2 separate regions of the Homo sapiens genome follow, and region 2 is linked to region 1. The links are chromatin loops, found by intact Hi-C in ENCODE. Cell type or tissue: mammary epithelial cell. All regions are shown on one strand. Each heading gives the region's core, and the rest is flanking DNA. Links, peaks and the distances in the headings are about the cores only. Region 1 holds the start of LOC124903193 (a long non-coding RNA gene). Region 2 overlaps CLDN10 (claudin 10).

What was found. Hi-C counts contacts between places; a loop is a spot of excess contacts. Peaks named below come from ENCODE experiments on the same cell type or tissue, not always from the same donor. Only the 100,000 strongest peaks of a DNase experiment are listed, where the experiment ranks them.
Region 2: it touches region 1 in a loop (6-fold over the local background); 2 of 110 quality-filtered maps call a loop at or near these places.

What each region holds. Positions count from the first base shown.
Region 1 is chr13:95,399,500-95,411,379 of GRCh38, forward strand. It overlaps LOC124903193 (a long non-coding RNA gene), which reads right to left and starts at 5,589. Exons shown (of 2, transcript XR_007063839.1): 1 at 4,826-5,589. In mammary epithelial cell, for the core only: a CTCF peak has its summit at 4,968 (motif pointing left); a DNase peak (open chromatin) is centred at 4,932; H3K4me3 peaks cover 327 bases.
Region 2 is chr13:95,559,583-95,571,462 of GRCh38, forward strand. CLDN10 (claudin 10) reads left to right here. Exons shown (of 5, transcript NM_006984.5): 2 at 550-711; 3 at 800-881. Among named protein-coding and RNA genes, the nearest start is that of CLDN10, 13 kb to the left of the region's middle. In mammary epithelial cell, for the core only: a CTCF peak has its summit at 4,740; a DNase peak (open chromatin) is centred at 5,619.

The DNA of each region.
Region 1 (11,880 bases), core at 1,446-9,445:
GCCACCGCGCCCAGCCCAAGTTAGCTCCTTTAAAAACATATTTTGGGCCAGGCACAGTGACTCAAAAAATATTTTTAAAGGAACTAACTTGGTAACTTATGTTCCCAATACTTTGGGAGGCCCAGGTGGGAGGATCGCTTGAGCCCAGGAGTTCAAGGCCAGCCTGGGCAACATAGTGAGACCCTATATTTATGAAAAATGAAAATATTAGCTGGGCATGGTGGTGTGTGCCTGTAGTTCCAGCTCCTCAGAAGGCCGAGGTGGGAGGATTGCTGAGCTCAGGAGGTCAAGGCTGCAGTGAGTTGTGATCGTGCCACTGCACTCGCAGCCTGAGGAACAGAGTGAAATCCTGTCTCAAAAACTTTTTTTTAATTAAAAAAAAACGTACTTTGAAGACACCTACACACAGATACATACAGCTGTGTACTATAGGCATAGCTTCCATTTGAACCAAGTCTTTTTTTTTTTTTTGAGACGGAGCCTCACTTTGTCACTCAGGCTGGAGTGCAGTGGCACGATCTCAGCTGACTGCAAACTCCACCTCCTGGATTCAAGCAATTCTTATGCCTCAGCCTCCAGAGTAGCTAGGATTACAGGCGCCTGCCACCACACCCGGCTAATTTTTGTATTTTTAGTAGAGATGGGGTTTCACCATGTTGGCCACGCTGGTCTTGAACTTCTGACCTCAAGTGATCCACCTGCCTCCGTCTCCCAAAGTGCTGGGATTATAGGTGTGAGCCACCGCACCTGGCCTGAACCAAGTCTTTAAGAGGGAGAATTCTGGGTGTGTTGGACTGGAAAGGAAAGGAAGTAGTTCTGGGCTTTTCCTTGGTGATCTTGGGGAGCCCACCCCTACCCTGGCAAGGGCCTTGGCATCCAGCTTCAGGTAGACCTCAGACCACAGGGGATACAGCATGGAGTTCCCTGTGTCCACCTGTGCCCTGACCTCTGGGTAATTCTCAGACAAAACCCACAGTACTTTAGGGGCCAAGGGCAAGCTTCCCCTTCACCCTCTGAAGGCTCATGGAAAAGTCAACTGACAAAAAGCAGGTTAAGAACAGAGAAGGCATACAAATTCATTAATATGCATGGGAGTCGTAAGACCTCAGATACATGGCTGGATGGCTGATGCTTCTTTTTTAAAAGTTTTTTTTTTAATTTAATAGCTATTTTTTTAGAGATGGAGTCTCACTCCATCACCCAGGCTGAAGTGCAGTGGTGCGATCATAGCTCACTGGATCTTTGAACTCCTGTGCTCAAGCGATCCTCCCACCTCAGCCTCTTGAATAGCTGGGACCACAGGTGCACACCATCACATCTGGCTAATTTTTTGTTTGTTTGTTTGTTTCTGAGACAGGGTCTCACTCTGTCACCCAGGCTGGAGTGCAGTGGCTTGACCATGGCTCATTGCAGCCTCAACCTCCGGGCTCAAGAAATCCTCCCACTTCAGCCTCCCAAGTAGCTGGGACTACAGGCATGCACCAGCACACTGGGCTAATTTTTATATTTTTAGTAGAGATGGGGTTTTGTCATGTTGCATATATATATACATATATATGTGTATATATGTGTGATATATATATGTATACATATATACATATATATATGTATATATGTATACATATATATATATATATATTTTTTTTTTTTTTTGTAGAGACGGAGTCTTACTTTGTTGCCCAGGCTGGTCTCAAACTCCTGGCTTCAAGCAATCCTCCCACCTTGGCCTTCCAAAGTGCTGGGATTATGGTCCCACCTTGCCCAGCCTGGTTGATGCTTTTCTGTAACCATCTTGAGGTTTCAGAAAAAACGAGGGCTTGGAGCAAGACCAGACAGGTTATGGGAAGGAGAGAAGAGGGGGCTTGGCTTACAAAGGTCATCTTGTTATGTAGATGAAATCTCACAGGTAGCAGCTCTCAGAGAGAAGAGATGGTGAATGTTCTTTTCAGATGTTTAAAGGTGTCGGACTCTCAGTTCATCTTTCCCAGATTGGACAATGGAAGGCCTCAGGGAAAGCCTGGTTGCACCCGTGTGGATTTTCTCTACAGGTGCAAATCTCCCCAACAAAGGGTAGCTTTGCAGCTTTTCCTTTATTTCCAGACCTTCTGAATAGCCATGTTGTACCATGTCAAGGAAATCTATTTTGGGGTGAAATATTTCAGTTTCCTTCAGTAATTTTGGAGGTGATGTTGAGTTGTAGGAGGGGGAGATAAGATTATTATTTTTCCTACATAAACTACTGTCATTGAGTACCATTTTTCTATTGCCTCTACCACACAGAGAAGAATGTATCAAGCACTCTAGTAGGCACTGCAGTATTTACAACTGAGAAAATAAGCAACTGGAAATATAAAAATTGTTACCTAGGGACGGGCAGGTGGCTCATGCCTGTAATCCCAGCACTTTGGGAGGCCAAGGCGGGTGGATCACTTCAGGTCAGGAGTTTGAGGCCAGTCTGGCCAACATGGTGAAACACTGTCTCTACTAAAAATGCAAAAATTAGCTGGGTGTGGAGGTGCATGCTTGTAATCCCAGATACTCGGGAGGCTGAGGCAGGAGAATCACTTGAACCCAGGAGATGAAGTTTGCAGTGAGCCGAGGTCACGGCACTACACTCCAGCCTGAGCAACAGAGCAAGACTCTGTCTCAAAAAACAAAACAAATTAAAATACAATAATAAATGAATAAAAATTGTTACCTATTTATTTTGGAGGAAACATATCTTGCCTAAACCCTAGCTTTCATTCAAAATGAATGATATATCAGAATGTCAGCCAAATTATAGCTAAGATTCATTTTCCCTATGAGTCTCTGTTTTGTTATGATTACAGCCTACAGCACCACTCAATTGTTAATGGTAACTGAAAAAATATATATATAATCCTCTGCTTCCCAGGTTCACGCCATCCTCCCACCTCAGCCTCCCAAGTAGCTGGGATTACAAGCATGGACCACCACGCCCACCTAATTTTTGTACTTGTGTTAGAGGCAGGGTTTCACCATGTTGGCCAGCTGGTCTCAAACTCCTGACCTCAAATAATCTGCCCGCCTCAGCCCCGCAAAGTGCCGGGATTACGGGCATGAGCCACTGCGCCTGGCCACTGAAAATATTTTAAAAATAATTTCGAAATGTAAAAATGATCTATAAATGATCCATTATGTGAAGCTAATTGCTTCTTTGCTTTTATATACATTCAAAAAAAGAAGCCAGTGTCATTGTGGATTAGACTCATGAACTTCCCCCCCACCCGCTTTTTCTCCTCCTTTTCACCAAAAAATTAGTCATTAGACTGATAACTGACAACAGAATGATGCCAAGTTGGTCAACTGCTGTCAAGCAACTCTCAATCTTCTTTTTCTTTTTTTGTTTGAGATGAAGTTTTGCTCTTGTCACCCAGGCTGGAGTGCAATGGCATGATCTTGGCTCACTGCAACCTCTGCCTCCTAGTTTCAAGGGATTCTCCTGCCTCAGCCTCCTGAGTAGCTGGGACTACAGGTGTGTGACACCACACCCGGCTAATTTTTGTATTTTTAATAGAGATTGGGTTTCACCGTGTTGGCCAGGCTGGTCTCAAACTCCTGACCTCAGGTGATCTGCCCGCTTGGCCTCCTAAAGGGCTGGGATTACAGGCGTGAGCCACTGCACCCGGCCTCAATTTTCTTTAATAAAAGATTAATTGGTGTCAGGTTGCTTAGGGAGAGGGGAGCAAAAACTCAGTCTTCAGCAACTGTGGGCTGTTTCTGGTGAATTAGTACCTCCTCCTGGCAATACTTTATCCAGCAGTGTTGCTGACAAATGGAAGTTGCTGGGGTGGGTGGAAGAGAAGGAGTAAACAGGGGGTCAGTTTTAGTGGCTTTATGTACCTGCTGTGGATAAATCAGTTCAGTGGATTTTTCATTTCCTTTTTCCACAAAGTGAGAAATAGTAGAGAGAATTAAGCTAAAAGACCGTTTGTAAATACAAAGTCACTGCATCTTCCCCCTCCACCAACATGATATATTCTCGAGTTTCTATTGTGTTCTAGGCCCTTAGATGAGTACTATGTGCTTAGTGTGTGCCTGTCCTCAGCAGGGTAATTCCACTTGCATCAGCCCCTCCTCGCATTGCTATAAAGAAATGCCTGAGACTGGGTCACTTATAAAGAAAAGAGGCTCAATTGGCTCCTGGTTCTGCAGGCTGTGCAGGAAGCATTATACTGGGATCTGCTTCCGGGGAGGCTCCAGGAAGCTTCCAATCATGTTGGAAGGTGAAGGGAGAGCAGGCGCCTTACATGGCCAAAGCAGGAGCAAAAGGAGAGAGTGGAGATGCCACACACTTTTAAACAACCAGGTCTCAGGAGAACTCACGATCGCCAGGACAGCACCAAGGGGATGGCGCCAAACCATTCATGAGAGACCCACCCCTCCTCCCGCGATCCATCCAATCACCTCCCACCAGGCCCCACCTCCAACGCTGGGGATTACAATTCGACAGGAGATTTGGGCGGGGTCGCACATCCAAACCGTATCCCCACTTGTTTCCCACCAAATGGTCTGCCCTTAGCCAGTCCCTCTGACTTTCTCAGTAAGAAAGTGCGAACTGAGGTGCCTGAGTGGCAGAGCTGGGATTGGAAAGCAACGTAGTGGATCCCAGAGTCAACATTCCGTTTTTGCGGGGTGGGGGTTGGAGGAGTTGGGAGGTCTTACTATATTGCCCAGGCTGGTCTCGAATTCCCATAGGCTCAAGCGATCCTCCCGAGTGCGGAGATTACAGGTGTGCGCCACGGCGCCCGGCTCCAAAGTCAACGTTCTTAACGTCTGCCTTACACTGTCTCCATGTTCTTACCTTTCATCCATTTTCTCTGGCTCATCATCTTGTCCATTTCCCTTCTCAGGGTCACCACCTCCCTCAGACGTTTCTGGGACAGATCCAAGCCAGCAGAGCAGCTGCTCGCTCCAGAGCCGTGGTGTCTTCCTGGTGCATCAGCGCCACCGCGTGGCAAAACAGGGCAACTGTAGGAATCGACTTTCCATCTATTTGGAGCTCATCAGTGCTTTTCTTTTAGGTGACAACAGAGTTGTCCGGCAGGTTTTTCCTTTCTTTTCTTCAAGTAGGGTAACATTAGTTCACATCTGCTCAAAATAATTTATGTTCGTATTCTAACAGACTCATATGGCAGGAACAAGAAGTGCACATGCCAAAAGAAAGGCAGAGGACTGCAGGAGCAAGACGGGTTGCAAGGGGCGTGATGACTAGCACAATCCTGGCCCCTCTTCTTCCAGCATTATAAAGACACAGTAGAATAATAGTGCATGAGTTATTGTGACAGTAGCACTTTTCAAAAATATATAGCATTGTGGAAACAGACGCCTCCAAATATATATTCCTCACTGCAATAAATGTCTATGTAAGAGTAATATCTAAATCTGGTTACGTATGTGCTAGCCCTTACTTGCACATCTGATAGTGTTCCACGATTCCTTTGCAGAAGCTGTGGCTGACTTTCCCACCTGGGGTGATTTCAGGACAATATTAAGGTGCTTTGTTCTCCCTGTAAGGAAGCAAGTTGGATAATGTACACAAAACTAAAAGCATATGTTCAGTATAGTTAATAAGTAAATTGGTGATCTGTAAGCCATATTAAGATAAATGGAATAAACAGTATAATGGAACAGACAGCAATGTTCCTCAAAGATAGAAAATCACTCTGCACCTTATAAGCTGACAGCTGTGTCATGTCATGCCTAAGTCAACCACACATTGGTGAGACCCAGTGTGGTCCCATTCTGGCCCCATATGCACTCTGCCCAAGAAAAGGGAGATAAGCCCAGTGCTGCTCAGTGGGCTGACCAGCCAGCTGCAGCGGTGGGCACGTGTGCGTGCTCTGTGTCTTCTGGTGGAGGAGGGGATGTGTCGGCTCCAGGTGCGGCCATTTCTTGGGTCCCTCTACTGGAACTTCCATGCTGGTCCTTACATCCGTGCTACCATGAGGCTGATATAGCTGAGAAAGGGATAAGACATGTAAACTTTGCGTGATCTGGATCCAGACAGTGTGCTCCTTCTGTCCCACTTGCATCCTATCCTAAGCTTGTTAACCTTTTGGACTGTGTGTCTTTCTGCTCCGCGACCCTGGGATGGCTCGCCTTGGTGGTGCTCTGGGAGCTACTGGTGCATCTAGGTAATTTTCTACACAAGTACAGGTAAGGGTTAAGCTGTTTGGGTGTCAGAAATTCTATGTAGGAGGGTCATAGGGAAAACAGTTTATTTGGAAAAAGAGGCTGGAAGGCTGGTCTTGAGGCTGTATTTTCTTTTTTCTTTTTCTTTTATATTTTCTTAGAGATGGGGAGTTTCACGCTGGTCACCTAGGCTGGAGTGCAATGGTACGATCTCGGCTCACTGTAGCCTTTGCATCCTGGGGTTCAAGCGATTCTTGTGCCTCAGCCTCCCAAATAGCTGGAATTACAGGCATGCGCCACCATGTCCAGCTAATTTTTTGTAGTTTTTAGTAGAGATGGAGTTTCACCATGTTGGCCAGGCTGGTCTCGAACTCCTGACCTCAAGTGATCTGCCCACGTCAGCCTCCCAAAGTGGTGGGATTACAGTCATGAACCACCGTGCCTGGCCTGAACCTGCATTTTCTTAGTGTATTAGTCAGCTCTGGCTGCCCTAACAAAAAGCCACAGACCCAGTGGCTTAAACAAAAGGAATTTATTTTCTTACAGTTATGGAGACTGAAAGTCCAAGGTCAAGGTGCTGGCAGGGTTGGGGTCTGGGTTCTCTCTTTGGATTGCAGACGGCTGCCTCCTTGCCATGCCTCATGGCCTCTCCTTAGTGTGTGTGGATGGAGAGAGGAAGAGGAACCAAGCTCGCTGGTGTCTCTTATAAGGGCACTGATTCCATCATGCAAACTCCACCCTCATGATCTCATCTAGGCTTCATCACCTCCCAGAGGCATCACAATGGGGTAGAGAGAGCTTCACCATAATGACTTTTAGGGGGACATAATTCAGTCCACAGCATTTAGCAAACACATTTTTTATTTAGAGTGACGGAGGTGGGAGGGGGCAGCTCTGAATTAGCCTTCACTGAACTGAAAAACATTTATTCCTGGGAAACGCAACATGCCAAGTGAAATCCACACTAACCTGCAGGTGGTAGCGGATCCCTGCCTGAGAGCAGCTTGGGGTTGGGGGCGAGGAGGGAAGGGAGTGGGCAGGGGGTGCTGATGATGGTGGACTCATCAAAGAGGGGAGGAAAAGGGAGAAGAGAACACAGTCATCCTTAGGTTGCGAACCAGGGCAAAGACAAACTTCTGCCTAAATCACAACTCTGACTCATGGAGGTCCTGCTAAGCATCTGGCAAATTTTATAAAGAAAAATGTTCTGGGCCTCCCAACTACAGGTTTAAAAATCTACATTTTCTCTAAGGCTAGTAAAATATGTGTTTCTCATCTCAAAGAGACGTGGACATTACTTCCGCCATTGCTTCTACACATCACCTTCCCCACATCCATCAGAGGGTGTGTACGAAGCACTCACCCTGGACCCCAAGGCTTGCCTGCGACAGAGCTCGCTCCATCTGCAGAGTCCGTTAAACAGATTTTGCGGCAAATTCAAGTTGATCCACAGCAGTTATAAATCCAGCACTCCAGGCCGGGCACGGTAGCTCACACCTGTAATCCCAGCACTTGGGGAGGCCGAGGTGGGCAGATCACTTGAGGTCAGGAGTTCAAGACCAGCCGGGCCAATATGGCGAAACCCCATCTCTACTAAAAATACAAAAATTAGCCAGGCATGGTGGTACATGCCTATAATCCCAGCTACTTGGGAGGCTGAGGCATGAGAATTGCTTGAACCTGGGAGGCAGAGGTTGCAGTGAGGCTGAGATCACACCACTGCACTCCAGCCTGGGTGACAGAGTGAAACTGTTTCTCAGTAATAATAATAATAATATAAAAAAACAAATTCAGCACTACTCAGTTCAGTCATCAGCCCAGGAGGAGTCCAGGACAACGGAAAGCTAGAACAAAGGGAGCAGTACTGAACCCCTTCCAAGCCCTGGAAAAACTGCACGCACAGACCAGGGCACCAGGTGATACTTGGTACACAGGTAGGTGACTCCTATTTATCAGATGGGAGGCTGACTGCTCTGTGCTCATTGGCTTCCTGGTGGCATCTCTGATTTACTAGCCAGGCTGCGCATGGTGGCTCACACCTTTAATCCCAGCACTTTGGGAGGCCGAGGCGGGTGGATCACCTGAAGTCAGGAGTTCAAGACCAGCCTGGCCAATATGGTGAAACCCCATCTCTACTAAAAATACAAAAATTAGCCAGGTGTGTAATCCCAACTACTCGGGAGGCTGAGGCAGGAGAATTGCTTGAACCCAGGAGACAGAGGTTGCAGTGAGCAGAGATCGCATCAGTGCACTCCAGCCTGGGTGACAGAGTGAGACTGTCTCAAAAAAAACAAAAACAAAAAAAAAAGCCAGGCATGGTGGCAGGCACGTGTAGTCCCAGCTACTCGGGAGGCTGAGGTGGGAGGATTGCTTGAACCTGGGAGGCAGAGGTTGCAGTGAGCCAAGATCATGCCACTGCACTCCAGCCTGGGTGACAGAGCGAGACCCTGTCTCAAATTAAAAATAAATAAATAAATAAACAAAAGCAAATCAGGCCCAGTTTGAAGGTAGAGATGGGGTCATTTATATGGATGCAACTACTGGCCATTGATTGTATGCCAAGCACTGTGCTTGCTTTCCATATTTTTTTCTAGGTTTTTGTTTTTGTTTTTGTTTTTTGGTCTGTCGCCTGGCATGGAGTGCAGTGACACCAGTGCGACTCACTGCAGCCTTGACCTCCCGAACTCAATTGATCCTCCCACCTCAGCCTCCCATAGCTGGGACTACAGGCTCACACTACTATGCTCAGCTAATTTTTTAAATTAATTATTGTTTTTTTAAATTAATTATTATTTGTAGGGATGGGGGTCTCTCTATGTTGCACCTGGCCAAGACATCATTCTAACTGAACTACGCAAGTCACAAAAGGACAAATACTGTATGATTCTGTTCAAGTGAGATGCCTAGAATAGTCAGATTTATAGAGCCAAAAAGTAGCATGGTGGTTGTCAGGGGTTGGGGATAGGAGAAATAGGGAGTTATGGTTTAATAGGTACAGAGTTTCAGTTTGGAAAGATGAAAAAAACCCTATAGATGAATAGTGGTGATGGTTGCACAACAATGAGAACGTGTTTAATGATACTGAATTAATAAGATAAAAATGGTTAAAATGAGGCCAGGCATGGTGGCTTAGACCTGTAATCTCAGCACTTTGGGAGGTCAATGCAGGAGGATCACTTGAGTCTAGAGGTTCAAGACCAGCCTGGGCAACATGGCCAAACCCTGTCTCTACAAAAAATACAAAAATTAGCAAGGTGTGGTTGCACACATCTGTAGTCTCAGCTACTCGGGAGGCTGAGGTGGGAGGATGACCTGAGCCTGGGGAGGTCGAGGCTGCAGGACAACAAACCAAGACCCTGTCTCAATAATAAATTTTATGTTATGTATATTTTACCATAATTCTTTTTTTATTTTTAGTCTTGCTCTGTCATCCAGGCTGGAGTGCAGTGACATGATCTCGGCTCACTGCAAACTCCACCTCTCAGGTTCAAGCGATTCTCCTACTTCAGACTCCTGAGTAGCTGGGATTATAGTCATGCACAACCACGCCTGGCTAACTTTTGTATTTTTAGTAGAGATGGGGTTTCACCATGTTGGCCAGACTGGTCAGACTGGTCTTGAACTCCCGACCTCAAGTGATCCTCCTGCCTCGGCCTCCCAAAGTGCTGGGATTACAGATGTGAGCCACTGCGCCCAGCACCCCTCCTTTTTATTTTGAGACAGAGTCTCGCTGTGTCTCCCAGGCTGAAGTGCAGTGGCAGGAACACAGGTCACTGCAGCCTCAACCTCCTGGGCTCAAGCAATCCTCCTACCTCAGTCTCCCATATAGCTGGGAGTACAGGTATGCACCACCACACCCAGTTAATTTTTTGATTTTTTTTTTTTTTTTTTTTTTGTAGAGACTTGGTCTCACTTTGTTGCCCAGGCTGGTCTCAAACTCCTGGGCTCAATTGATCTTCCTGCCTCAGCCTCCCAAAGTGCTGAGATTACAGGCCTGAGCCACTGCACCTGGCCCACAATATGTATTTTTTAAAGTTTAAAATAAGTAACTTCGTCTTAGATAGCACCTGCTGAAAAGTTTCTGGCCAACACAGCTTTTCCTGGCTCCAAAGCTCCTATCTGTTCTTTGTCACCACAATACCTCACTCCTTAAAGGCAACGTCTGTCCTAGGCCCCACTCATAGAAGCAGAGGGTGGACAGGGCTGTACCCGTCGTTTCCTCTTCTTCACCCGAGCATCCCCAGCCTCTTGCTCATAGTCCATTGCTGTAGGTGTTTTGACAATGGGGCCAGCCTCAAATGGCAACTCGACTCCATATAAAATATAATTATGTTTTTTAAATTTTAGGTCAAGCTTTGAATCATTGCAAAATAATCAAGAAAAGGCAGTGGTGGCACAAAATGATGATATAGTTATGAAATTGTCATCTGAAATCTGTCTAGAATGTATTGAAATCCATATTAATTTGGAAAGACGTGGAGAGAGGATGAGGTTTTGACATGTCATCTGGAGTTGAGGAATCACTTTGGAAGGAGCTGTTGAGGGCTACAAAATATTGAACTAGCATAAATATTTGCTTTGAATGATCTTTCATCTTCCTAAAGACGTCAGGAAGTTTCTCAAGGGAAGTTAAGGTGGTTTGCTATAGGCTAGCAACCCGACCTCGATCCATGCCATAATTCACATGGCTTCTCCTTCTGCTCAGGGAGGTGTAGATGCCACAGATGATTCTGGAGTAATCTCTGTATGTTTAGATCCTATTGGGGTGAGTTGGGGAGTCAGTCTGAAGTGAGATCCAATAATATGTCAACCAATAACAAGAGAGGATTCTGGAAAGGAGGTCTGGAATGTGTTTAAAAATAAAAGTTAAGCCTACATCCATACAGAGAAACAAGAAGATAGATGCTTGGGTGAGATAACTAACCATCTAGCCTGGGCACAGTGGCTCACACCTGTAATCCCAGCACTTTGGGAGGCCGAGGCTGGTGGATCACTTGAGCCCGGAGGGTCAAGACCAGCCTGGGCCACATGGCAAACCCTGTCTCTATAAAAAGTACAAAAATTAGCCGGGTGTGGTGGTGCATGCCTGTAGTCCCAGCTACTCAGGAGGCTGAGGTGGGAGGATGGCTTGAGTCCAGGAGGTTGAGGCTGCAGTGAGCCATGATGACACCACTGCACTCCAGCCTGGGTGACAGAGCAAGACCTTGTCAAAACAAAACAAAACGACAATATCAAAAAACAATCTAGAGGTGATGGTCAAAGGGTATGAAGTTTTAATTATGCAAGATAAATAAATTCTGGAGATCTCTATACACATAGTGCATATAGCTAACAATTCTGTATTGTATACTTAAAATTCTCTGAGAGGGTAGGTCTCATATTAAATACTCTTACCACACATACACACAAATAATAATTATAATAGGAGTGGAAGGAAGCTTTGGGAGGTGACAAATATGTTTATGGCCTTGATGGTGATGGTTTCATGGGTGTATACTTATCCCCAAGCTCATTGGCTTGTATATGTTAAATATGCACCGCTTTTTACGTGTCAGTCATACAACAATAAAGTGGTTTAAACATTTTGTTTTTAAAGAGAACAATTTGGAATTAGACATGGAATATGAAAACAAATGCATGAATACAAATTTGCAGGCCATTAATGAGAATTGAGTAAACTAGCTCTCTGAGTGGAAACAGCTGAAATTCTCCTAGTAAGCATGT
Region 2 (11,880 bases), core at 1,555-9,554, 160 kb after region 1:
TAAGCGTCCACTAATATTGGAAGGTTTGACCCTTTGGATCTCTTTCTGCCACCCAGTTATAAATCTTATCATTTGATAATGTCAAAACCATTAAAACACCCTTTTAAAGTCCAATGAGCGGAGGAGCTACAGAGTTGTGATGGTGGCAGATGATGTTTTTTCACAGTGAAAGGCACCTTTCACTGTGGAATTTCACTATATGGAATTCGTAGTCTGATTTGGGATGGAATCCATGTCTGCCACTTTCTAACTCACCTCTGGTAAGTCACATAACCTTTGTGTGCCTCAGTTTCCTCACTGGTGAATATGGAAATAACACTCAGATCTATCCTGAGGATTCCCCATAAACCGCACTTCACAGTGTGTGACCTAGAATAGGCACTCCCTGTAGATTAACTTGCTTTCCTTTCTTGCTTGTCTTGCCACATGTTTTCACCATCACAGTTATCTTTTTGGAAAACAAACATCCAGAATGACAACGTAAAATGAGGATTTCTCCCTGGACAGCCACATGCTTTATGTAACGTAAATGACCTACTCTAATTGCAGGTTATATACAGGCATGTAGAGGACTTATGATCGCTGCTGTCAGCCTGGGCTTCTTTGGTTCCATATTTGCGCTCTTTGGAATGAAGTGTACCAAAGTCGGAGGCTCCGATAAAGCCAAAGCTAAAATTGCTTGTTTGGCTGGGATTGTATTCATACTGTCAGGTAAATAGTAACTTTCTTCCAAACAAGGTACTTGATGATGTTAATGAAATCACACTAACCATAGTGCTTTCCCTCTAATATTTGTTAGGGCTGTGCTCAATGACTGGATGTTCCCTATATGCAAACAAAATCACAACGGAATTCTTTGATCCTCTCTTTGTTGAGCAAAAGTAAGTACTCTTCTCAGTCTGTTTCCAGCTCACAGGAAGTGTATATAAATTAATATTCTCAACCAAGAGACATGAATTTCCTATATGACTTTTGAAAGTAAGACATACTGATAAATGGTAACTGATGACATCATTCAAGATTAAATGTGTCATATGCCACATACGCAAAATATGCATTTAATTAGTTTGCTAGTGTTGCAGTGTCTTGTCTCGAAACAGTTCAAGGCATCAAATTTAGAACTATAAACTTCATCGTTTGCTGTACATCATGAAACTGAGGTCAAGTAGAGGAAACGTGAAAGGTGTCAGACGGAGAGGAAAGAATGATGCGGTGTGCGAATAGAAAATTAAAACCTTGCCTTGATTGTTGCCCACTCAAAATGATATTTGCCAGATGCTAGTTTCTGGGTCTTTTAAATTTGCTGTATTAACTACTGTCTTAACAAGCTCCTCCTAATAAACCTTTATAAAGAAACTGTATACGATGCAAGGTTTTTGAAAAATGCTGTAGGAGCACGGCACCTTTACCCAAATGTGGCTGGTCAGTCTTGCAGATGAATGCTTTGGAATTAACAGATCAGTTTGCTTGTTGGTGTTGTTTTTAAACTATGGGCTGTTGCTTTTTATAGTTTCCCTAGGCTTATTTCTTTGGATTGGGAAAACCCCAGGGATACCAAATCAGAATTAATATATTAAATATTTTGTCTTACCTAAGAATGTATCTACATCCCTCTTTAGGAAGCCTCACGTACGTGTGTGTGTATTGCTATCAATGAGGCTGGTAATTTTATTTTAGACTTCAGGTCAAATTTTATAGAATTTTTAAGAAGTATATTACTGAAATAGCTGGTCAGCTGGGCTTTACTTTTTTTCTGGTGGTTTTAGGAATCTTCAGGAAATTGATTTTCTAGTTCTGGCTTAAGTGTACCTTACGCATAAACAGTAAATGCTTATATCATGAAATAAAATGAAAATAATAGCTAGCGCATGTTGAGTCCCCACCAGGAGCCAAGCAGAGCACTGCAAATATTATTTTATTGTGTTATTTTATTTTATTCTTACAAACAACCTTATAAAGTAGGTCCTCTTGGTACTCTTTTTTTAAATTGAGGAAAGAGGCCAAGTGATGTGTTCAAGGGAACTTGGACCAAACTAGTAGGCTGATTGAACTGGGATTCAAACCAGGCAGTTGAACTTCAGAACACTGGCTCTTAAAAAGCATGATTTCTAATATTCCACTATTTTGTAATTTTTGTGACAATATGCTACATGTACTGTTCATCAAGAGGTTTCTTTCGTCCTTTTTTTTTTTTTTTTTAAGAGTTAGGGCCTCTTTCTGTCACTCAGGCTGGAGTGTGGTGGTGTGATCTTAGTTGACTGCAGCCTTGCGCTTCTGCACTCAAGTGATCCTCCCACCTCAGCCCCCCGAGTAGCTGGGACATATATGTGCCACCACAACCAGATAATTTTTTTTTTTTTTTTGAGATGGAGTTTTCGCTCTTGTTGCCCAAGCTGGAGTGCAGTGGTGCGATCTCGACTCACTGCAACCTCCATCTCCCAGGGTCAAGTGATTCTCTTGCCTCAGCCTCCTTAGTAGCTGGGATTACAGGCACGCACCACCATGCCCAGCTAATTTTTTTGTATTTTTAGTAGGGACAGGGCTTCACCATTTTGGCCAGGCTGGTCTCGAACTCCTGACCTCAGGTGATCCACCCGCCTCAGCCTCCCGAAGTGCTGGGATTACAGGTGTGAGCCACTGCGCCCGGCCCCGGATAATTTTTACATTTTTTAACGGAGACAGGTCTTGCTATGTTGCCCAGAGTTGTCTCCAGCTCCTGATCTTCAATGATCCTCCTCCCTCAGCCTCCCAAAGCACTGGGATTACAGGCATAAGCCACCATGCCCAGCCTTTTCTATACATTTAAAAATAGTTTTTATTCAGAAATGTTATTAAATGGGAAAGAAAAACAAATTTTATTAAATGGGTTTTAGACCTCAATATAACTTTTTTATCCCCTGCCTATAATACAAAAACATGTCCTAATTTATTAATTTTCTCCTACTTATCTTTCAAATGAGATTTGCACAGATGTACATGGCAGGAAACATTGAAATAAAAACCAAGGCTGTATTTCTGAAGCTTAGAAATATTTTAATGATATTTAAAAGAAATATTGTATTTAAATGATACATTTTTATTTTAGGGTTTGATATCATAAATATGCAGCAAACCTGTACTTCTCATGGTTTATTTTATTAAACACATTTCTCACTCTTCCGCATTATCTTTTCTATATTACTGGTTTTATTTTCCTGACAATTATTAAGGATATCTTTGTCTATATCTTAAAAATCATTGGACTCTTTCCTCAAATGGTCAAGGCTAATTTGTGTACAAACAATAACTTAAACCTATCTTTGCGTGACTGTTTTCTGTCCTTACTATAGCTCAGTCACCTAATTCAGTGTAGTGCCATTGGAATTTCTTATTCTCTTTTCAGATTTTGATTAAACTCAGTTCAGTAATTAGGTGCTATGAGAGGCTTTCCTCTTTTTCAACCTCTTGGTGCTACATTGGCTATTCCATTCTCATTAGCTTCTTGGAATTTCTCTTTCTGTCTCTGCCTACCCACTCTCTCTCTCTCTCTCTCTCTCTCTCTCTCTCTCTCTCTGTCTGTATTCTCATCTGTAAAACAAAGATAATAATAGCATACCTCTCACAGAATTGCTGTGAGAGTTAAGAGAGGAGAGAGAGAGAGAGAGAGAGAGAGATAGATGTGATTGGCACAGAGCAAACACCTTGTATTAGCTCTTATTGTGTTATATTAATTATTATTAAGATTGCTTTTTAATTCTGTATAGTATGTAAGATGTGGCTTATCTTTATAGATGCCTTTATTAGCTCTTTTCTGCAGTGGCTTAAAAATATAACACCTACAATTCACCAATTTACCTAATGTAATTAAAAGCACAAGAACCAGGGGTCATGAAAAACAGCAGTGCTTATCCATTGGTAATATTTACAAATAACAGGCCCTTTGCATCAAGGTCTATAGAAAATATAGACTATAAAAAACCTGATATTGAGAATGAGTTGACTTCTTGAGATTAGGACTTTCTCTCCTTCATCTCTGTTTTCCCTGCAGTGCCTTTCACAAAGAAAGGTCCTCCATGATTTCAACAAAATCCAGTTGGATCAAGGAATTATCAAGGCCTGAGAATTGTAGATACCATCAGATTCTAATTACCCACAATGATAGAAAAGGGGCATAAAAATGACATGACACCCACAAGAACTCAGACCTCATTTAAACAAAACACACTTGTATAAAAACTAATAAATTAACTAATATGACTTCACTTGGTTTCCGTTTATCAACACCTTCTAGTAGAGGGGATAAAAACTGGGAAGATGAATAAGCTATAAATTGGCTATCAGCACAAAATGAACTGATTTCCTAGCTCTCAAATGTCATCTTTAAAGCAATATTTTATTTTGGCTTATTCTAGGGATAGCACTTCTCTGGCTAGCATTTGCTGGAATTTGATAATTGATGCTTCTGGTTTTGTTTGTACATGAACTTAGAGAGGAATACGTTGTAGAATCAAAGCTTGTGGCAGGGCCAGTCCTAGATAGGCTGGGATGTGGAAGATGCCACTATAGGAATGTTCTATGTCTTTGGTGTCTTAATCAGCTGGCATAAGAATTAAGTTCCTTGAGGTCAGAAAACGTCTATGCAACTGTATCTTCTTTCCCTAGCACAGTACCTAGAAGTGAAATTCTTATGTGTAGACCTAGTCCTTTCAGAATTAGCAAAGAAAATTGTTGTCTCAGTGGATAGAGGGAGCCTCCCAGAGGATGGAGCAAGAAAGCTCTCTTCTTCCCATTATTATCTTACATTAATCTTACAAAAACTAGCTGCCACTAAATACCATCTCTCCCTGCAGGAGCATGTGTGTTTGGGCCCTTAGGAAGCGCAGTGAGAGACAGCGACTTGTCACATGTTCTAGTTTAAATTTCTGGTGAGCAAATACTTGCTCTCCAATACCCAACCCCTAAGGAAAAGAGTTTAGACCTCAGAGCATGGTTTTGTTGTTCTTGCTTTGCTGCTGCTCTTGTTTTTCCTTCAGATTTGTATGCCGTGTTAATTGGATCTTCTTTGTAGATTTCCAGGACAACTCTACATAAGGCACATCTTGGTTGCCCAAGTTAGGAAAACACAACTAAGCTCATGAACCAAGTTCCCTATACATTCCTGCTATATGCAAGGAACTCAACAGGAGCTTTGTTGATGAGGAAAAAATGAGTGGCTTCTAGCATGGACTTGGAGTAAAGATTGCAGCAGGCACATGGCAGGCAGTATTGCACTTTATGTTCAGTGGCTAGTTCCTCTAAAAGTCCTTCCTTTCCCACCACGTATCTGGGAAGATTTTTCTTCCGAGCTACAATCATTTGACAGAACTGCAATCTGTAAAGAGTTTCATCGTGTTCTGCTATTTCTCTATTTTTCCCTTTTGTTTTGCTTTTTTTCATTCGAGCTATGACTATGTTTGATGACTCCAGCATGAGCTCTTGCAGAGCCTTGAAAACTGTTTTTCAACTTTTCCCTTTAGGCTGTGTCAAACTAACTTCCTCCTTTTTATTAAAACAAAAACTAACAAATCTGAAAAAAAAAAAATCTCCTGCAAGCTTCTAGTAATGGGTACTCCTTAGCATGATTCACCATACCAGGATGTTGAAATTTAATTACGTTATTCCCACCATTGTTTTGTTATCCAAACCACTAACTTTCTGAATGTCCAGCTTTGTTTTCTTAGATAAACCATTGCAAGTAAGAATTGATCAACATTAAGAAACTTCTTTTCAAATCATGCAAAGTTATACGACTTAACTGATTGCTCTGGTTGAGGAAGTAGAACAGAATTGTTGTCTTAGACTTATTCTTTTTTTGTATATGACATTTACCGTTAATATTTTGGCCCAGCTATTTTTGTGTTGGGGTCTTATCATCCTCTAGGCTTATTTCCAGACTTTTCAAAATCATGTCGCACTTCTCATTCCTGGCATGTATTTGGTTTCTACTTTAGGATTTAAGCTTTATATAATAAAATATTTTCACCATTGTGGCTATTTAGTAGTTAGAAATAAACAACTACCTACTTTCTTTTTTTATTATTATTATTTAAGTTCTAGGGTACATGTGCCCCACATGCAGGTTTGTTACATAGGTATACATGTGCCATGTTGGCTGGCTGTACCCATCAACTCATCATTTACATTAGGTATTTCTCCTAATGCTATCCCTCCCCCAGCCCCCCACCCCCTGACAGGCCCCAGTGTGTGATGTTCCCCACCTTGTGTCCATGTGTTCTCATTGTTCAGTTCCCACCTATGAGTGAGAACATGTGGTGTTTGGTTTTCTGTCCTTGTGATAGTTTGCTGAGAATGATGGTTTCCAGCTTCATCCATATCCCTGCCAAGGACATGAACTCATCCTTTTTTATGGCTGCATAGTATTCCATGGTGTATATGTGCCACATTTTCTTAATCCAGTCCATCATTGATGGACATTTGGGTTTGTTCCAACTCTTTGCTATTGTGAATAGTGCCGCAATAAACATACATGTGCATGTGTCTTTATAGTAGCATGATTTATAATCCTTTGGGTATATACCCAGTAATGGGATCACTCAGTCAAATGCTATTTCTAGTTGTAGATCCTTGAGGAATTGCTACACTGTCTTCCACAATGTTTGAACTAATTTACACTCCCACCAACAGTGTAAAAGCATTCCTATTTCTCCACATCCTCCCCAGAATCTGTTGTTTCCTGTCTTTTTAATGATCGCCATTCTAACTGGCATGGATGGTATCTCATTGTGGTTTTGATTTGCATTTCTCTGATGAGCAGTGATGATGAGCATTTTTTCATGTGTCTGTTGGCTGCATAAATGTCTTCTTTTGAGAAGTGTCTGTTCATATCCTTTGCCCACTTTTTGATGGGGTTGTTTTTTTCTTGTAAATTTGTTTGAGTTCATTGTAGATTCTGGATATTAGCCCTTTGTCAGATGGGTAGATTGCAAAAATTTTCTCCCATTCTGTAGGTTGCTTGTTCACTCTGATGGCAGTTTCTTTTGCTGTGCAGAAGCTCTTTAGTTTAATTAGATCTCATTTGTCTATTTTGGCTTTTGTTGCCATTGCTTTTGGTGTTTTAGTCAGGAAGTCTTTGCCCATGCCTATGTCCTGAATGGTATTGCCTAGGTTTTCTTCTAGGGCTTTTATGGTTTTATGTCTTACATTTAATTCTTTAATCCATCTTGAGTTAATTTTTGTATAAGGTGTAAGGAAGGGATCCAGTTTCAGCTTTTACATATGGCTAGCCAGTTTTCCCAGCATCATTTATTAAATAGGGAATTCATTCCCCATTTCTTGTTTTTGTCAGGTTTGTTAAAGATCAGATGGTTGTAGATGTGTGGTGTTATTTCTGAGGCCTCTGTTCTGTTCCATTGGTCTATATATCTGTTTTGTTATTAGTACCCTGCTGTTTTGGTTACTGTAGCCTTGTAGTATAGTTTGAAGTCAGGTAGCGTGATGCCTCCAGCTTTGTTCTTTTTGCTTAGGATTGTCTTGGCTATGTGGGCTCTCTTTTGGTTTCATATGAATTTTAGAGTAGTTTTTTCCAATATTGTGAAGAAAGTCAATGGTAGCTTGATGGGGATGGCACTGAATCTATAAATTACCTTGGGCAGTATGGCCATTTTCACGATATTGATTCTTCCTATCCATGAGCATGGAGTGTTCTTCCATTTGTTCATGTCCTCTTTTATTTTGTTGAGCAGTGGTTTGTAGTTCTCCTTGAAGAGGTCCTTCACATCCCTTGTAAGTTGGATTCCTAGATATTGTATTCTCTTTGAAGCAATTGTGAATGGGAGTTCACTCATGATTTGGCTCTCTGTTTGTCTGTTATTGATGTATAGGAATGCTTGTGATTTTTGCACATTGATTTTGTATCCTGAAACTTGGCTGAAGTTGCTTATCAGCTTAAGGAGATTTGGGGCTAAGACGATGGAGTTTTCTGAATATACAATCATGTCATCTGCAAACAGGGACAATTTGACTTCCTCTTTTCCTAATTGAATACCCTTTATTTCTTTCTCTTGCCTGATTGCCCTGGCCAGAACTTCCAACACTATGTTGAATAGGAGTGGTGAGAGAGGGCATCCTTGTCTTGTGCCAGTTTTCAAAGGGAATGCTTCCAGGTTTGCCCATTCTGTATGATATTGGCTGTGGGTTTGTCATAAGTAGCTCTTATTATTTTGAGATGTGTTCCATCAATACGTAGTTTATTGAGAGTTTTTAGCATGAAGGGCTGTTGAATTTTGTCGAAGGCCTTTTTTGCATCTATTGGGATAATCATGTGGTTTTTGTCGTTGGTTCTGTTTATGTGATGGATTACGTTTATTGATTTGCATGTGAACAACTACCTACTTTCAGTCAAATTATCTCATTCTTGTTGTCAAGTTGAATGGACACTAGACAATGTAAGAAGTAAATTTCTAGGCTATACAGATTTTCCTGGGTGAGGTTGAAAAGAATATTGACCTCATCAGGTGACCTTGTCAAGATGTTTAATTTCTCTCTTCTATACTTATTATAATTTAATACATTATGGATGTTTGTTTATTTAAGTTTACTCCATTCATGAGTTATTTGGAGGATGAACTAATGTTGGTAGTGATCTCACATATTCTCAGATAGGAGATTCCAGATAAGTGCCAAGTGGTAAGAACAAAATAGAGTTCAACTGTTAAATATTAAGAAAGTGTTACTCAGTGGTTTCAGTTTGTTCAGAAATAGTGCAGGCCACCTCAGATCACCAGAATTACTTAGATGCTTTTGTTATGCTAGCATGACCTAAAAATCTGCTTGGGAACTAAATATTTGGCGCTCTCTTTTGTTTTTGCTGACCAGTGCATGACATCATGATTTCTGCCAGCGTGCCCTGCTTTCTGGTAATTCAGCTCTTACCCCCATTGCTCCTCTCCTTTTCACATCCTGGCTAACCTCTGATCAGCCTTCAGAACCTGCATTTTGGGTGGGGTGTCCCTGTTTTGGGTGCTCCCTTTCTACCTCGTGCTTCCATCCTAACCCTACTGGGTGGTTTGCACCTGCTTATTTATTGGTTGTTCTCCTAAACAAGACCACAAGCATCTAGAAGTCGAAACCATGTGTTACTCACTTTGGAATCTCTTGTAGAGGACCCATGCTCCATGATCCTTACAGCAAGGATGGTAAATCTGCAGTGGTGTAGGACTGTCTGTCTGTCTGCATATCTCCTAGAATGGTAAGACGGAGTGTGCTTGTGGTGATCGCTTAAAGGAACAGGGAGAGGCAGCATGGCACACTGTTCAAGAATAAGGACTCTGGATCCAGGCTGCCTGAGAGTAAACCCTCGCTCTGCCACTTTCTAGCTGTGTAACTTTGAAGAAGTTACTTACCCTTTCTGTGCCCAGTGCCCTTCATCCGTAGAATGAGGATAATACATACTAGGAGGCTGTTGTCAGGATTAAATGAGATAGTATACTTCAACTGTTTAGAATCATGCTAGTTCATAGTAAACACTTACTAAATGCTAGCTACTATTTTTAGGGATACTGACCCTAATGCACAGTATATTAATGTATAGTATATTACCTTATGTAATCTATTAAGGTTAGCCACAGAGAAATGTATGTTGAAATGTTGGAGACCTAGTAGAAGAGACAATTGTTTTAAGACACTTGGCTCTCAAGTAGAAGGCACGTTTGAAGGGGACCTAGCATGAAACTATAAGGCTTGGCTGGGTGCAGTGGCTCATGCCTGTAATCCCAGCACTTTGGGAGGCCAACGTGGGTGGATCATTTGAGGTCAGGAGTTCAAGGCCAGACTGGCCAACAAGGTGAAACCCTGACTCTATGAAAAATACAAAAATGAGCTGGGTGTGGTGGCAGGTGCTTGTAGTCCCAGCTACTCAAGAGGCTGAGGCAGGAGAATCACTTGAACCTGGGGGGTGGAGGTTGCAGTGAGCTGAGATCGCACCACTGCACTCCAGCCTGGGCAACAGAGGGAGTGAGACTCTGCCTCAAAAAATAAATAAATAGATATAAAATAAAATAAATAAGGCTTGTGTAATTTAAAAATTGTTGGTCACCTCTGTCATAGCATTGAGTTAGAGATAAGTAATAATTTAAAGTTGTCAACTGGATACTCTTGGTTCAATTCTAAAATGTGCTCAGGTAGGTTACTTGAAGACTGAATAAAATGTCAGATACGCCTTTTTTTTGAGACGGAGTCTTGCTCTGTCGCCCAGGCTGGAGTGCAGTGGTGAGATCTCGGCTCACTGCAAGCACCGCCTCCTGGGTTCACGCCATTCTCCTGCCTCAGTCTCCCAAGTAGCTGGGACTACAGGCGCCCGCCACCGCGCCCGGCTAATTTTTTATATTTTTAGTAGAGACGGGGTTTCACCGTGTTAGCCAGGATGGTCTCGATCTCCTAATGTCAGATTCACTTTTGATTGACCCAAGCTTCTTTTGCTGCAAGTCCATCTGTATATTTTTACCTCAACACAAAGCCACGTACACCCACATCCACACACGGATTCTTGACCCATGCTTACCAATACTGGCCATGCCCTAAGGCAGCTCAGGACAGTATTTGTTATTTTAGGAATTTCCCATCTTGAAGCACAGCCTTCTCTGTGATGTCAGTTTATTCAGACTTCAAAGTCTGCATGTAAACCTGTTATTGTGCCTACTGTAACTATTATGACTCGGTGCCTCATTTCTCACTTACGGCCAAGCAAACCCCCCAATTATCCACACACGAATGGAGATCAATGGCATGGATGGTGCTAAGCAACTGATTTGGTTTTGAATTGAACTATGTGACTTTTGGAACATGAGATGTTCCTTTTACATTACAGTTTACTTTGGCTAACAAAGATTAGCCAACATTAGATTTAGTCCTACTGTGGATGGTTTTTAAATTTCTGTGAATAATTTTCAAGAATTAGTACTTCTGTGTAGACACTCACTGATCACTTTACACACTATTAGAGAGGCAGGTGGTGGAGAGGAGAAGGGTGAGGTTTTGGAGTTTGACTCAGCTCAGATCCTGGCCCGGGCCAGAGTCCTGGCCCTTACTCTACTGTTATATTAGGTAGATTGCAGTTGTCTTGACTGGATAACAGAGGCAATATTTCCTGTTCTGAATGTTAAGAGGATTAGAGAAGATAACATATTGGGGAGATATTGGCCCAAAGATATGAAATTTCAGTTAGATAGGAGGAATAAAATATATACATAATTTAAAAATGTATATATATATACACACACACACACACACATATACGTGTGTATATATATATATATATATATATATAGACCAGTTTTATAACTATTTATAAATTCATTTCAGCATTCCTGATTGCCTAAATATGTTTCCTGAATTTACCTTTGGACAATTTGTAACATATTATGTTGGTGCAAAAGTAATTGCGTTTTTGTCATTGCTTTTAATAGCAAAAACTGCAATTACTTTTGCACAGACCTAATATATCTGCTTCCCTAATTAGTTAATGAGCTAAATAAAATCCTTGAAACATGTTCATTTTAGAAAATACAAAGAAAACGTCTAGAAAGCATCCACCACAGTGACACATGGTAGGTAATCAATCAATGTTACCTGTTATTAATATATACAATTTATAGAATTCTGAACTACCCTAATGAAAATCACAGTGCATGGAAGGATAATGGGCATATGTCTGTTATAATCTAGCCACAGAAAAGCAGTTTTTTTGTTTAGGTACCCCCTCCCAAATGTCTTTATTTTAGGTTTCCTAAATGTAAGAATTCTCTATGAAGTTTCCATATATAAGTAGACACTTATAACTTAAATTTTTCCATCCTACTTTAGCCACCATTTGGGAGGCACCTGTCACTATTTTGCAAGTCTTGT